Linked DNA regions of Homo sapiens: region 1 is linked to region 2. Evidence: chromatin contacts called from ENCODE Hi-C or POLR2A ChIA-PET data. All regions are on one chromosome and are shown on one strand. Each heading gives the region's core, a stretch centred on a gene start or an enhancer-like site at or near the end of the contact. The rest is flanking DNA. Distances are from core to core; before and after follow the strand shown. Region 1 overlaps BNC2 (basonuclin zinc finger protein 2). Region 2 overlaps BNC2 (basonuclin zinc finger protein 2).

Evidence for each region. A loop is a pair of places that touch in the nucleus more often than their neighbours do. ChIA-PET counts read pairs that join two places held with the same protein, here RNA polymerase II (POLR2A). Pooled maps may share reads with other maps.
Region 1: a map of endothelial cell of umbilical vein shows a loop between it and region 2 (2.1-fold over the local background). The contact joins two enhancer-like sites. A Hi-C loop is called at or near these places in 3 of 168 maps with a recorded cell type or tissue (endothelial cell of umbilical vein, esophagus squamous epithelium and heart right ventricle) and 1 of 50 pooled maps. POLR2A ChIA-PET finds 5 or more read pairs at or near these places in 7 of 52 experiments (AG04450, BJ, H1 and 4 more).

What each region holds. Positions count from the first base shown.
Region 1 is chr9:16,685,940-16,693,525 of GRCh38, forward strand. The region is part of intron 3 of BNC2 (basonuclin zinc finger protein 2); the gene reads right to left. Among named protein-coding and RNA genes, the nearest start is that of BNC2-AS1, 37 kb to the right of the region's middle. Within about 2 kb of position 3,613, at least 5 of the 41 ENCODE cell types and tissues checked have a DNase peak (open chromatin) inside an H3K27ac peak, as active enhancers do; they include endothelial cell of umbilical vein and heart right ventricle, where a contact is called at or near this core.
Region 2 is chr9:16,623,834-16,630,594 of GRCh38, forward strand. The region is part of intron 3 of BNC2 (basonuclin zinc finger protein 2); the gene reads right to left. Among named protein-coding and RNA genes, the nearest start is that of BNC2-AS1, 100 kb to the right of the region's middle. RefSeq lists an enhancer at 3,131-3,664. Within about 2 kb of position 2,857, at least 12 of the 41 ENCODE cell types and tissues checked have a DNase peak (open chromatin) inside an H3K27ac peak, as active enhancers do; they include endothelial cell of umbilical vein and heart right ventricle, where a contact is called at or near this core.

The DNA of each region.
Region 1 (7,586 bases), core at 2,363-4,862, 63 kb after region 2:
GAAGGAAATGCAGGGATGGGAAAAGACTAAAATAGATAATTTCTGTTTCACATTGGTGACATAAATTTTTTCTTTTCCTCTTTCCTTTAATTTTCTTATGTAGGAATTTAAAAAAAAATACATTCAACAATGCCTAAGTTCCTTTACGTTCTTAAAATATTTGTTCAAATTTATTTTTCCTGTTCCTGGTGTAGGCTAGCACAGGCAGACTTCTATTTATCAATATTTATTATTAATAGTTACTCATTTAAACATGTTATCTTTAAGCTTAAAAACCTTGTTTTATGTATCTGTCCTAATAATAAAAAAACAAGGTTAAAACTTAATGAATGTTTCTCTATATCTAAAATTCTAAACTGAAAGCCACTAAGATCCCTTTTTAAAACTAAGCTATTATAATTAGTCAATATCATCCCTAAATACTGCCTACTGTCCCTTGCTTATTTCATTTCAGATTTTTTTAAGATTAAACAAGGTTTTAGATTCCACCTAAACATGTTTTCTGCTTTTTAAAAATTTCTAATTGTTCCTCATTATTTCCATACTTATACTACTCACACTAATCATATATCTGTCTATATGTCTCTAAACTCAATACATCAACTAAGCATCATCTCACCTTTGTCTTCTTTCCCTATCAAAGCACTCCTCTGTTTTGTTTTCTTTGACTTTTTTAAAACTCCAATTAAGATCATCTGTGCTAATCAATTTGCTTTGTTCAGACATCAGTTTTCAGCCATGCATGCTAGCTTAAAAGGTGCTTCCCTCTTTCTTTTCACCCAAAAATCAGTACAATCGTCCAAACTTAAACAACGTTCAGTATACTCCACTTTGCAAGTTCACTAGTGAATATCACTGGAAAGAAAAGAAAAATAAAAGGTACTCGGTCAACGCTTCAAACATTTTTAGGTCCAGTTCTCTCATTCTTTTCAAGTCTTTTATTCTTCTTTACTAGGCTCATAAGGTGAAATGGACAGAGTGTCATCTGTCTTTGAAGTTTACAACCACTCTTTACCCAAGAGTTTCACACGTGCAGGCCAATGCGCGAGTCACTATGTGGGGAATCTTACGTGTAGATTAACCCTCATTTTCCTCTCAACACTCTTACGGAGTATGAGCATCTCCAGTCTACAAACGAAAAAACTGAGGCTTAGAGTAGGTAAATAACTAGCTCAGAGTCACATGTTATTAGGTTGTAAAACCTGGATTCAAACTTAAGACATGAGAAAGAAAAGAAAGGTTGAGAATACATTTCCAAGAATTTAATTTTAAAAAAAAATGTAATAACTACATTTAGTGGCATCCATTCTAGAGGTATTTGTTGATGTTTCATATGAAAGAAATTACAAAGAAGACAACAAAGGAAAAAGGCGCTAACCGAAATCAAGACCTGCTACCTGCTCCTTGGTCTAGGACAACATAAGTAACAAAAAAGGGAATTTATCCTCTTAACTGAGGAATAAGAAAGAAATGCAGCAGGGAGAAGAGCGGGGGCACTGTGCATTTGTGTTGTGTCACACATAGAAATAATGCTCATTCTACCCCTCAGCTGACATATGGAAGGCCACTAATGAGTTCTGCAACAGTAATTCTCCCCAGGGAGCAATAGAAGGGAAAAGAAAAAAATTAACCTGAGAATATTCCAAATCAAAATGAATCCCCCCAAAACCTTATTATAAAACCTCAATAAATGGGACTTAACTAAGGCAGATTCAGTAAGCCATATATTGCAAATTAAGTGTAAACCTCACCCGATCTCACATACACAAAACAAATTGCTACTTACCTTAAGATTATTTGACCACGTCACAAACACTAAGTTTCTAGTTCTTTTTATCTTCACAGTCACAGAATGCACTTTATAAACATTCTCAAGAGGGAAGGAGAAAGTTAAACAACTAAAATTACATGCAATTACAACTTGAGACACTTAGAAATACACTGTTTCTAAGAGAAAACATAAAGGTCTGTGAGTAAGTTGGGAGGAAATGGTGGCAAACTACCAGTATGTTTCAACAATCATAATCACAAAAAGGAACTAGTAGGGAAGTGGGTACATTTTCAAACTTAGAGTGCTAGGATTTCTGAGCAGAAAAATATATCCATAAGAATCTTTGAAAGTTGACTCCCATATTCTAAAAAATGAGGGATAAGAGATTCAAATCAAAATTGGTTCACAAAGTTCACTGAACGGTTCATGGTCTAAAAATACACCACACTCTCACCCCATCCACCACAATCAGCGTCATCAGTTAGGGAAATCTTTCAACACGGAAAGGCAAACCATATCTCTTTCTGAATTCATCAAAATGTACTAAGGAAGATACAAAAGAGATAAAAGCTGATAACCTAATTAGTTGTAATTTAGCACATCTCATTCCACCTTTTGATTTAGAAGCCTCAGAAGTTAGCCAGCCACAAGCAATCAAAAAATGATTGAAGAAAAATCAGATATCAATTGTCTAACCCCTTATTATTAGTCTATTGTAAATTAGGATAATAAAATATGGGGTGTGCCTAACCATTATTTAATATAAATTTTAAACTGATTTGGGGAATTCCGTTTTATCCACTTTTCCTCTGTGCTAACACCTAGTGCCTGTTTTAATGACATACTTGACATACTATATAGTACAAAGTTCTACAAAGATTTTCCAAAATGTTCACAGTGATTAAGATTATAGGTACTTAACTTTTATTCTTTTTGTATGATTGTATATGTTGCTTTAAAAGTAATAAAATCATTTAACTTAAAAACAAAAAAAAATGGTGAACTGTTCAGCTAATATTTCTAAACATTATGCCACAGGTTTAATTATGGAATAACTGCCTACAACTGATGTAAATTTCATTATCTTAGTACTGTAACAGGAGGTCAGAGGCCTTGAAAGGGACCCTCTGAAATCCCCAGGGCAAGTGGAGGCTGAGTACATATCTACTCTCCTGTATATACATACCTTGAAGGAATCATGGTGTGTGAGAGAGCTATTTACAACTTACTTTGTGTATAATCAGCAGAAACAAAAGATATGACAAGTATAAAGGCCTCTCTCTCTCCCCTCAGGAGAATTCAACAAGGGAGGGCCAGTGGGCATTCACTTCGGTGTCAAAAGGGCTTCCAGAAAACATATTTTCTGTGGGGCAGGGAGGAAATATGGCAGGCTTCCTACACACATAACCACACACACACACACATACACACACTCTTTGTTTACTGAGATCACAAAAAAAAAAAAAAAAAAAAAAAATGTTAGGGACCAGACTTCTGAAAAGAAGACATAAAAAGCTCCAGGTTGTAAATGGGAGCTACCGTTGAAAATATTTGAAGATGAATGGCTGTGAAAAATGGGTGGCAGAAAGGGGACAAAGGAAAAAAGAGAAAAGTCACAGAAATGATAACTTGAGAGAAGAGTCATGTTACGATGAAAAGGGCTCGTAGTCAGGGATGCCCCCTGCAGAGCCAGGGTCCACTTGAAATTTCCATTTTACTTTTAAATATTAAACACGCAGGTAGGCATCTGCCTGATAGACACTATGAAAGTCACAGCCTAAATAAACAAACTAACTTCCATGTGAGCTCCAGTCTCCTCAGTCAAGCTGGCCCCAAGCCCAGATCAGTTCTGAAGTGTATGTGTTTTGGTGGCTTCAGTCTGGCAGTGTTGAAGGGACAAAGACCTTGGAAAAGAATGATATACAATGTAAGTTTAAAAAAAAAAAAAGAGGGAGAGAGATAAACAGAAATAAAGCCCCATCAGAGTGCTCCTCAGAGACATGGCTAGGTACAAGCACTGCCGGATTCCAAGCCAAAAGGAAGACCCAATAGCACTCCAGCCTAATTTCAGTGGTTATACAATGCCAAGCGGCAAGAGGAAAAATCACTCAGATAACACAAAGAGTTCAGGAAGACCATCAAGTGAAATAGATTTGACAATAAGCTCACCAGGAGTCCCTGTGAGAAAGAGCAGATAAAGAAATAAACAAATTATCCAACACTGTAAAGATGAAGATGCACGCTAAACACACTGCTGCAAAATAAATGAATACAAAAGCAGAAACACAGGAAGGTGAGCTACGTGGCAGAGTATGCAGTTAAATTATATCTCCATTTTTCAGCCTACAATTTAACTAGGAGACAAAATTCTGGGCCTAAACTTTCTCTACCATGGGACCCCAGACTAAGACTCAGAAGGACCAAGAATATAGAACCTAAGGGCGAAGAAGGAACCCACTGCTCACTGATCAGAAAGCAACTGGTAAATCAAAACAGAGTCAAATTGGATGTGGTGGATCACACATGTAATCCTAGCACTTAGGGAGGTCAAGGCAGGAGACCAGGAGTTCTAGACCAGCCTGGGCAACACAGAGAGAAAAGTAATAATGAAAGAAAAATTAGCTGGGTGTGGTGACATGTGCCTGTAATCCTAGGAGGATTACTTAAGCCCAAGAGTTCAAAGTTAAAAGGAGCCGTGAGTGTGCCACTGCACTCCAGGCTGGGTGACAGAGTGAAACCCTGTCTCAAATATATACATACATACATACATACATACTAACGACACAGTATTTATTATCCAGCCTGAGTGACAGAGTGAAACCCTGTTTCAAATAAATAAATACAACACAGTACTTATCCATTTTCAAGGATGGAATGACCAGAAATACATTCATTGTTATAGAGTCAGATAAGGCAGAGTTGTATCAATAGGAACATGATAAGGATGGGAGATATTTTATAGGAGAAGAACTGGATAGGACAGATGCCAGTGCCTGAAGGAGACACAGATCTCCTCTGGAGTCATCTCAGAGCAATGAACTATAGGATCAGCATAAGATAAAAGAAAATGGAAAAGAGTCAATCAGTATGTGATTCTGTTATGCAACAGGTTGAAAGACACAGAAGGTGACGGAGGTGGGGGGATGCCAGGGTGCGGGGTGGAGCAGGCACAATGTCCTCACAGCCACCAGGAGCTATTTCACTAAGGTTCACTCTTGCTCTTCCCTCAGGAGCTGATCCTCTGGGGTGAGCTGCCAAAGAACAGTGCCCTGGGCTCTGTGATAGGAGCAACCTCTGCAGGTACAATTACAGGAGATTTTTCACAGCCACAAACAACAACAGAAATACCTTGTTTTTATACTGTGAAATATGGGATAAAAGGTAAAAATCTCTCTTCCCTGGTGACACCCTGAGGAGCCTAATGGACCACGAATAATGCTAAAATTACATAGAATCTTTCTTCCAGAGTGCTCAAAGGGCTTTACACGTAATATTTATTAATTCCCACATCAGACAAGTAAGGAAGGGGAGAAATTTCCATTGTACTCCTTTTACTTCTAAATGAGAAAACTGAGACCTATCACTATGGTCTCCCTCTACATTTGATAAAAATGGATAGAAGTGAAATTAAGACAAAGTTCTCTCAATGACTTCGCTAGTGCTTTACTCGAAAAACATCCTACTATTGGACAGATTTCACGTACTTCCTGCAATTCTTGCTTTACCTGGGTTTTAGCATTGGAGAAAATGAGAATGAAGTCACTTGTACCAGATCCACGGATGGGTATGGGTTCTTTTTTTTTTTTTTTTTTTTTTTGAAACAGAGTCTCATTCTGTCACCCAGGCTGGAACGCAGTGGTGCGATCTTGGCTCACTGAAAGCTGTGCCTCCTGGGTTCAAGCGATTCTTCTGCCTCAGCCTCCCGAGTAGCTGGGACTACAAGCACCCACCACCACGCCCAGCTAATTTTTTGTATTTTTAATAGAGATGGGGTTTCACCACGTTAGCCAGGATGGTCTCGATCTCCTGACCTCATGATATGCCCGCCTCGGCCTCCCACAGTGCTGGGATTACAGGCATGAGCCACTGTGCCCAGCCATTTTTTTTTTTTTTTTTTAAAGATGGAGTCTCACTCTGTCACCCAGGCTGGAGTGCAGTGGCGCAATCTCAGCTCACTGCAACCTCTGCCTCCCGGGTTCAAGTGATTCTCCTGCCTCATTCTCCCGAGTAGCTGGGATTACAGGTGCCTGCCACCATGCCTGGCTAATTTTTGTACTTTTAGTAGAGATGGGGTTTCTCCATGCTGGCCAGGCTGGTCTTGAACTCCTGACCTAAAGTGATCTGCCCACCTTGGCCTCCCAAAGTGCTGGGATTACAGGCGTGAGCCACTGCACCCGGCGGGTTCTTATATTTAAGAAAAAAAGGTACAGAATTCTATTATTCTATTGGTTTGCAATCATTCTTGTAATACATTATTTTGGAAATTGAACACCACAGGTTGTTGCTTATGGGCAAATACATTGTCAACTCTGACAACTGACATTAAATGCAATTTCAAGTATGCCACACCCAGGTTAACTTACTTTCTATCCTCAACACTCAACTCCAGCTATCTTAAAGACAGGTAATACTGAAAGAGTTCTAGCTTTGCAATTAGATCTCTGTTTAAATCTCTACCGCAATATCTTGTAAAGTTGCTCAGTTACGTATCTCCGAGCCTTGTTTCCTGCACCTGTAAAATGAGGATACTTATATTTATTGTGCAGGGTTGGCAAGGTTGAATGAGATGACACATGTAAAGCACCTAAGGATTCAGTAGGTACACAGTATATCTGTAAATGGTACTCTGCCCCCAGCCCACAAAAGCAGCACCACAGCATACCAATCCAATGAAGGCTGAGAACTTTGAGACCACGATGGAAGCCGCATAGGGGAAAGGAAAGCAAGCCACAAGGGTCAAAGGAATATTATAAGCAACTGGGGAAACTAAAAAGAGACAGAGTCACTTGGTCTCACTTAGGGACCAAGGGCCAACTCAATCATCTTTTAGAAGGCTTCCTAGAGTGATGCTGTGTTTGGAATGACCGAAAAGATCGCTGTCAGCTCAGAGGGACTTAGTGTTAAAGACTTCACTGGGTGCTGGGCGTCGTGGCTCATGCCTGTAATTCCAGCACTTTGGGGGGCCAAGGTGGGTGGATTACCTGAGGTCAGGAATTCGACACTAGCCTGGCCGACATGGAGAAACTCCGTCTCTACTAAAAATACAAAAATTAGCTGGGCATGGTGGCGGGCACCTGTAATCCCAGCTACTTGGGAGGCTGAGGCAGGAGAATCGCTTGAACCTGGGAGGCAGAGGTTGCAGTGAGCCGAGATCTCACCACTGCACTCCAGCCTGGGCAACACAGTAAGACAGTCTCAAAAAAAAAAAAAAAAAAAAAAGACTTCACTGGGGGATGAGGGGGTGAGAGTGGCAAGAAGCAGCATATCTGCCCCTCCTGCAACCAACCGTTTCACAATTAAAATATAAGGTAATTTTCTGAGTTCTCTTATGCTAGCAGCCTGGCCTATAAATTATTAAAAAGTAAAGAGTTTCCAGAGAACGTGCATGAATAAAATCTGAAGAACCCAACCCTCTGGGGGTGGGCAGCACACTGACAGACAAGACCAATAGTCTCGGTCAGTGCCCAAGGCATGCTTCTTGGCCAAAGATTATTGTGATCATCACCTGAGAGCATGTCTGAAACTCATTTGCATGCCCCACCTGAGACCCACTGTGACAGAAACTGGAGGTGGAGTCCCTCACCTGTGTTTACAA
Region 2 (6,761 bases), core at 1,607-4,106:
AAAGCAAAGCAGAAGGTAGGAAATAATGTTACCTTAGAAACTGATGTATTGTGTATTTTTGTCTCCTTGTTTAATGTTTCTTAAAACAGAGAACATGATTTGCTTAAATGTCAAACTTGGAAATCATATTGATCTCAAAAGATCACTTCGTTCAATATTAAGTTTTAGCCTAGTCAAGAATTTCTTAAGATATACCAAATGTATTTTAAAATATTTTAAAGTGCTACTTCAAAACTCTAAACTACAATGTTTTTTAAAAGCCTTATTTCTTCACAGCAAGGAGCTTCCAGAAACCACTAAAACATTCTTGCCCTTTGAATGTCTGGGCATGGTCTCTTCATGTGTTATTAATAAGCTAGACGAAGTATTTATATTAATGGCCATACAATGAATATTCAACTGCATGTGGACTCATACCACAGGGCTATGAAAACCGAAAACCACCTTCACGTGGACTTGCCAAACTACCCGATTATACCAAACTTTTCATGGCTTAAACAAAGTTATATAAATGTTCACTATGGCAACAACACCAGATGTATGCACAAGGAAATATCTGCAATTTTAAAGGGGGAAACAAGAAAAACTGCTCACACAACATAAAAGTTAATTTTACATTAGTATCATTAATATTATACTCACACTGTAACAGCCAAATAAACCTTGTGCTTTAAAAACAGATCAGGTCACTTGAGTCGTCTGCTGCATTCCGCTAAGAAAGCAAAACCTACCATGCATGGCAAGTGTTGACACTCTTCCTCAATGACTTTTATTGTCTCTGGTCAACCTGTAGATCTTCTTTTTCCAAGCATGGAATCAGAATACCTCACTTGTAGAAAGTTACATCAGTGGTATTAAAAGCATATTGAAAACTTTAAAAAGTTGATCCAAATGGAAGTCATGTTTTTAAAAAAAATCAAAGTTATTTCTCTAGTTTATCGGAGCATTTAAGGTTTTTTTAATCCAACAAGTATTTATTTAAAGAATGATCTTTATGTGGCTGAAATGAGAATGCACACATGATAGTTTTTCAAGGCCAGCAAGCACTTCCTAACCAAATCCCCCACTTCCTTTGCTAGCTAAACATAACTACTTCAACTGTGTACATCCTTTAAAAAGTTAGAAGAGAGCACCTCGCATGTAATAGCAGGCAGCTGGGAAGCCAATTGGTGCAGTCGGAGTGCACATTTTAGAAAGCAGCTTTTTAACATTCAATAACTAAGTGGTAATTGGACACAGAAACATAAACTGTCAAACTGAATCAAAACCCCTTTGCTTTTCAGAGAATTATTTGTAAGATTATACTAGAATTAAATTTGAACATGCATCTACCCTATGCATTAGTCAAATTATGAAACAAAAAAAATGCTGTGCTTTCTTTGGATAAAATTAATGTCAGCTTTGCGTCCTTAAACCAGACCCGATCGGGAAATGAAATATGTTTAGTCCTGAAATAGTTGTGGTAATTCAATCCCTGCACTCTCCTTATTTTCTTGATGACAAAGAAAAACTCCCAACTGGCAGGGCCACCTGCACTGATTACTCCTCCATCCACACCCACAGAATATGAAAATGAGCCAATGATCATTAACCTTAATTTCTTCTAACATAAACCTCAGCTCTTTTTCAGTCTTGCTACTCAGGGAACTCCCCTGAGATAAAGGAAAAGAGAACGGGGGAAATAAGGAAACAGGGAGTGAATGCTCAGAGCAAAAGGCGGGGGGCGGTCCAAGTGAAAAGCGGAATCCACTGGCGTTTTAAAAACTGCACAGCCGGCTTATTAAACTTCATACAGAAAAGAGGTTACAAAGATAAAGAGATTCTGAGGCATCACTAACTCTCTAGATAGTGGGATACTTTCCTTTCTGAGCAAACAATGAGAAAGGCTGCTTCCTCTCCACCCTCCCTATCCCCGACCCTGGGCATCGCACTCCTCTACCTAGACATCACTATAAAAAGACAGCCAACAATAAAGATGGGTCTGGACAGTAGGAATGCATGTGTGGCGGTATGATCTCTAGTATGAGGACCAAAGGACCTCTACAACCAAAAGAGATTTCCAAGGTAAGCACTTGCAATTACAGTGGAGAATGTCTAGCACCTTCTGGTCATTCACATTCAAATACAGCCAACTGGAATCATTTTTGGTCCAAGCTGTGTGGAGCTAGATACCATTAGCATTACATCATCTTCTAATGGATGAGGAGCTAGTTGGGGCCCTTAAAAGAAACACAACTTGGAGGGGAGCAGGAAACCTTCAGAAATGCCAGTCTCTTTAGCACAGACATGTGTACTGAAAATTGTCTTGTAATGTTTGCCTACAGACCTTGGTATATCTAAAGAGGACTCCTCAAAGATAAGACCACAAAAGTGAGGAACAATTCAACAAGGCAACCACACATGACCCTGTGTAAAGCATTCCTGAAGCTGAAGGGAAAACAAACTTCAAAAATCATGACATTGCTGAATGAAAGCAGAAAGTCTTTAAAATGCGAGTTTTTCATTAAAAATATTAAATGCAAAGGCGATAAATGCTTAAAGAATATAATAAAAGTCGAAGTGTTTTTTCCTGCAAGTACATTTGCAAGATGCATGGTGCCCACCCAGTGCAGGCAGACAGAGCAAAACTTTCATCTCTCAGTTATCCCCTCATTATTTCAACCACAAATCAAGTAGCAGTCATGAGGAGGGTGAGACAGAAAGGCAGAGAAAATAAACAACAACAAAGACAGAGACCTGGTTGCAATTTAGTATTGGATTCAGAAGCCCAATTTAAACTAAAACCTGGCTCTGGGGTGCTGGCCCTCATCTCCTTCTTGCCTAGCCTACGAAACGTAAAAGGCAAACACACACACACACACACACACCCTGTATTCTCTTTTCTTTCTCCTTTTTTTCCTTCCGTAATCAGGCTCTCAAATGTCAACGGTCCCCTCTGGAAGGAAGCGAGAACAGGGTATTGAAGTATGCAGTGCCATGAGTCATCTTACTAGATGCTCTAGCAACTGCCTGTGACCCAGCAGTGAGCCAAGATAGCAGGGCTTTTAATAAAGCAGCACGTTTGCACACTCACAGCCCTGTTAATTTAATACCTGCCGCTTGTTTACCAAACAGCACGGGCATGTCTCCGTGTCGGTAACTTCCCAGTGACAGTGAGGCGACTGAATCAGGGCATGGAACAGATGCACCTTTTTACGCTCTGTTACACTGTGTCACAGACTACAGCCCCTGAGCGCATTCCTTTATTTATCCTGCAGCCAGTTGAGCTAATTGTCAGAGACAGACCTGGTTCTAATTCTGCAGAGTCCAGCAACTGCTGGAGTGTATGTAGTGAGGCATGAACGGTGCAGAACTTTAGAAGGGAACAGTTGAAAAACAGAGTCTGAGGGTAGAGGCATAATCTGCCAATATTTTACTTAGACTTTGAAAATACCACCTGTCTCAATAGCAGGCTATGGGAGTGGGGACAAAAGTAAAACAACTCCAGTGTCAGAATGAAGCAGAAGCAAGCAAATGTCAAAGCATATTCCTATGTAAGGAGAACACAACACAGCAGCAATGGCATTCATTTTCCAAAGAATATGGTTCGGCCTGTGCAGTTGTAAAATATTCACAAGCTCAAAAACCTGGTGATAACAGGCCAATATTCAATGCGGCTCACACCAGCAGTTCTGCACAATACCAGGATTGAGCATTACAGAGATACTGTGATGCAAGCCCATTAATGACACCAAAATTACTTAAAAGACTAGTCTCTCAATCCTCCAGCCATACAATTTGAGTCTGCTTGATCATGTGTAGACAAAGAAACTCCCATTTATTGTTCTCCTCACACCCTGTGGTATTAGAAGTGTTTCTTATGAGCTGTAATACCATACTCATATTTTATCAGTAGCAAGAGTTCACTCCAGTTAAAGTTCTTCACCCGTCATGGGCATTTTTCAGCAAATTAATGTCTTTTACTTGCATGACTTCCCTTCATATTATAATTTGGGGTTTAAACGGATCATAATACTTTGCAGAAAGTAAAAAGAGAAAAAGAGCTCAGTGTTGATAATTTTTACCACTTATGACTGAATGACCTCAACTGAGGAATAAAAAATTAAGTCATTTGTCTTATGAGGTACAAAGGACATTTTACGGTGTACAATTTAGCTAATAACGGGTTCAGGCCAATCCTTAAGAAGTCACATGTTTCCATTGTCCCTTCACCCCCTGCTTGTGTTTTTACCACATCCTAACAAAAACATGACCAGAACTGGTGAAAAACATACGGTTCCAACTAATGAATCACATACTTTCCCGCAAGTACAGTAAGTACTACCAGCTGTGTGACAGTCTTGCTTTGGCAGTGGGACCAGCTTAGAACAAGCCGGCTCATCTGAAAGCAGCTGTACTGAAAAACCACAAGCAATATAAGTGTGTCTGCCTTCTCAGGGCGGCTTTGTCTCTGTTCTATGTCTCTGCTCTGTCCCCATAATGTGCCAGCCATCTTGTTTAGAGAAAGTTTCAGAAATTACAGTGGTAGGGAGAAAATCCACACATTCAAAAACCTTAAGTTTTCAGAAAATGTTGTCACTTTATCAAGTGGAACGCCGTGAGAGGTCAATTAAAGGAAAACACCTCTCTCCCACATCCAGCCTTCCACATGCATCTTTTGGGGTTTGCCTTAGATGTAAAAGTGTGCGTATTTATGTATCTAAATAAGTGAGGTGGGAAACAGGGGGAGGAACGGCACAGGATCCAGCTACTTACAGATGGGCTGAGGCATGCATGCGAACACACACAAACACACACGCAGAGCAATTCGCAGATTATCAACTCATGCCATGAGCTACTGCAAAAAAGTTCTATGATTTTAAACTTGCCATTTATACAACAATAAGCTTCATTTGTAACCACAAAGCATTCTGAAAAAGATTCCCTGGCAAGCCCCAGATATTTTTACACAAATGCACTTTTCCTTTCTGTGAAACAACATTCAACTGGATAATCATTGCTGTTAAAGGGAAAGAAAGTCCAACAGCATTGGTCTAGAAATTTAAGTGGAAATAGTAGGATTTTTAAACTTCTGTAGTGTCTGAAGGCAATAAGTAATTAAAATTTTTTTAATGTCATTAAGTGATCAGTAGCTTGTATGTAAGCACCTAAGTACCATCTCAGGCTTGTTCTGCAAAAAAGAAATACCTACCGTTGTCATTCTTGACTTTTCCAAAGTCTCAATCAGAAAAATAAATACAGAGTAGTGAAATTATTTTTGGTTTTTGTCAGTGTTTCACATACAGAGAAGTCAAATGTAAGGACTAATCGGGAAGGTTTACCTTTTATGTTTACTTTTATTGCCTAATTTAGCCAAACACATTACTCTAAACTATAATGTTGTAAAGATGCTTGATTCGGCAATAATCTAATCCAAAAATTATATTAACATCACATCTTTTTATTTACACCATAGTTGTGTGAATAATTTTCGTTTTGAATGAGCTATCAATGTAATACTCAAAAAATGGCCAGAAGACTCACTACATTCAGAAGATTCACTACATTAATTAGAGAAGATCTTGGCCTCTGTGGTTTCTTCCTAAAATTCACTCTTTCTAAATGAACTTTAATGTTTGTGTGTTTGGGGGAGTTCAGTGCTGGGCTGATCAAGGGCAAGTACTTAGGGTGAATCTAGAAATCACATTGAGGCTTACAATTGGATAAAGGCAGACAGCAGAACTGGGAGCACCAACAGTAGTGGGGAAAGAGTAAAGGATGAGCATCTGCAGGCAAACATCGGACGAACTCAGGTTCCACTCCAAACCACCACATAAACCAAGTCACATGATTTTTTTTTGGTTTCCCAGTGCATATAAAATTTGTTTATTCGATGCTGTAGTCTATTAAGTGTGCAATAGCATTATGTCTAAAAAAAACAGCATACATACATCTAAAATACTTTATTGCTAAAAAATGCTAACAATCGTCTGAGCCTTCAGTGAGGTGTAATCTTTTTGCTGGCAGAGGGTCTTGCCTAGATGTTGATGGCTGCTGATTGATCAGGGTGGTGGTTGATGAAGACGGGTGGCTGTGGTGTCTACTCATAAAATAGACGGTTTGCCGCATCAATTGACTCTTCCATTCAGAAAAGATTTCTCTGTAGCATTGATGCTTTGGATAGCATGTTATCCACACTAGGACTTCTTTCAAAATTGGAGTCAATTCTTTCAAACTCTGCCACTGCTTCAATTTGTAAAAGAAATGCAGTATCTGCAGAGTGCAGTAAAGCCAAGTGCAATAAAAGGAGGTATGCCTATGTTCAAGCCTGAAGAACAGACTTAACTAATACATAGACTTGAAACAGTACACTGATAAACAGACATATAATTTTAAAAAAATATTGACTCATTTATAGCACTTAGTTCATGTTAAATCTAATAAAGAATACTAGTCTAAGTGGGAAAAGTCCAAAACTGGATTATTAAATTACACAGTAAAATCTATCAAGAAAGAGCTAATATGGCTGAGCCAAAATTATGATTAAATTATGATAAAAGCATTAAAACTCAGTTATTAATAACATGGAAAGATAGTTACAAAATGTTGATAAGCAAAAAGCAGCTTACAAAGCAGTGTACGCAATATGGTCCTCTATTTTTAAAATGAATACAAAAGACAAGTGAAAACAAAAAATGATTAACACCTGTGTGGAAGGAACTATTGGCGATGCTTTTACTCTTCTTAAATTCCATTTTCTAAACTTTATTTATTTAGCATGT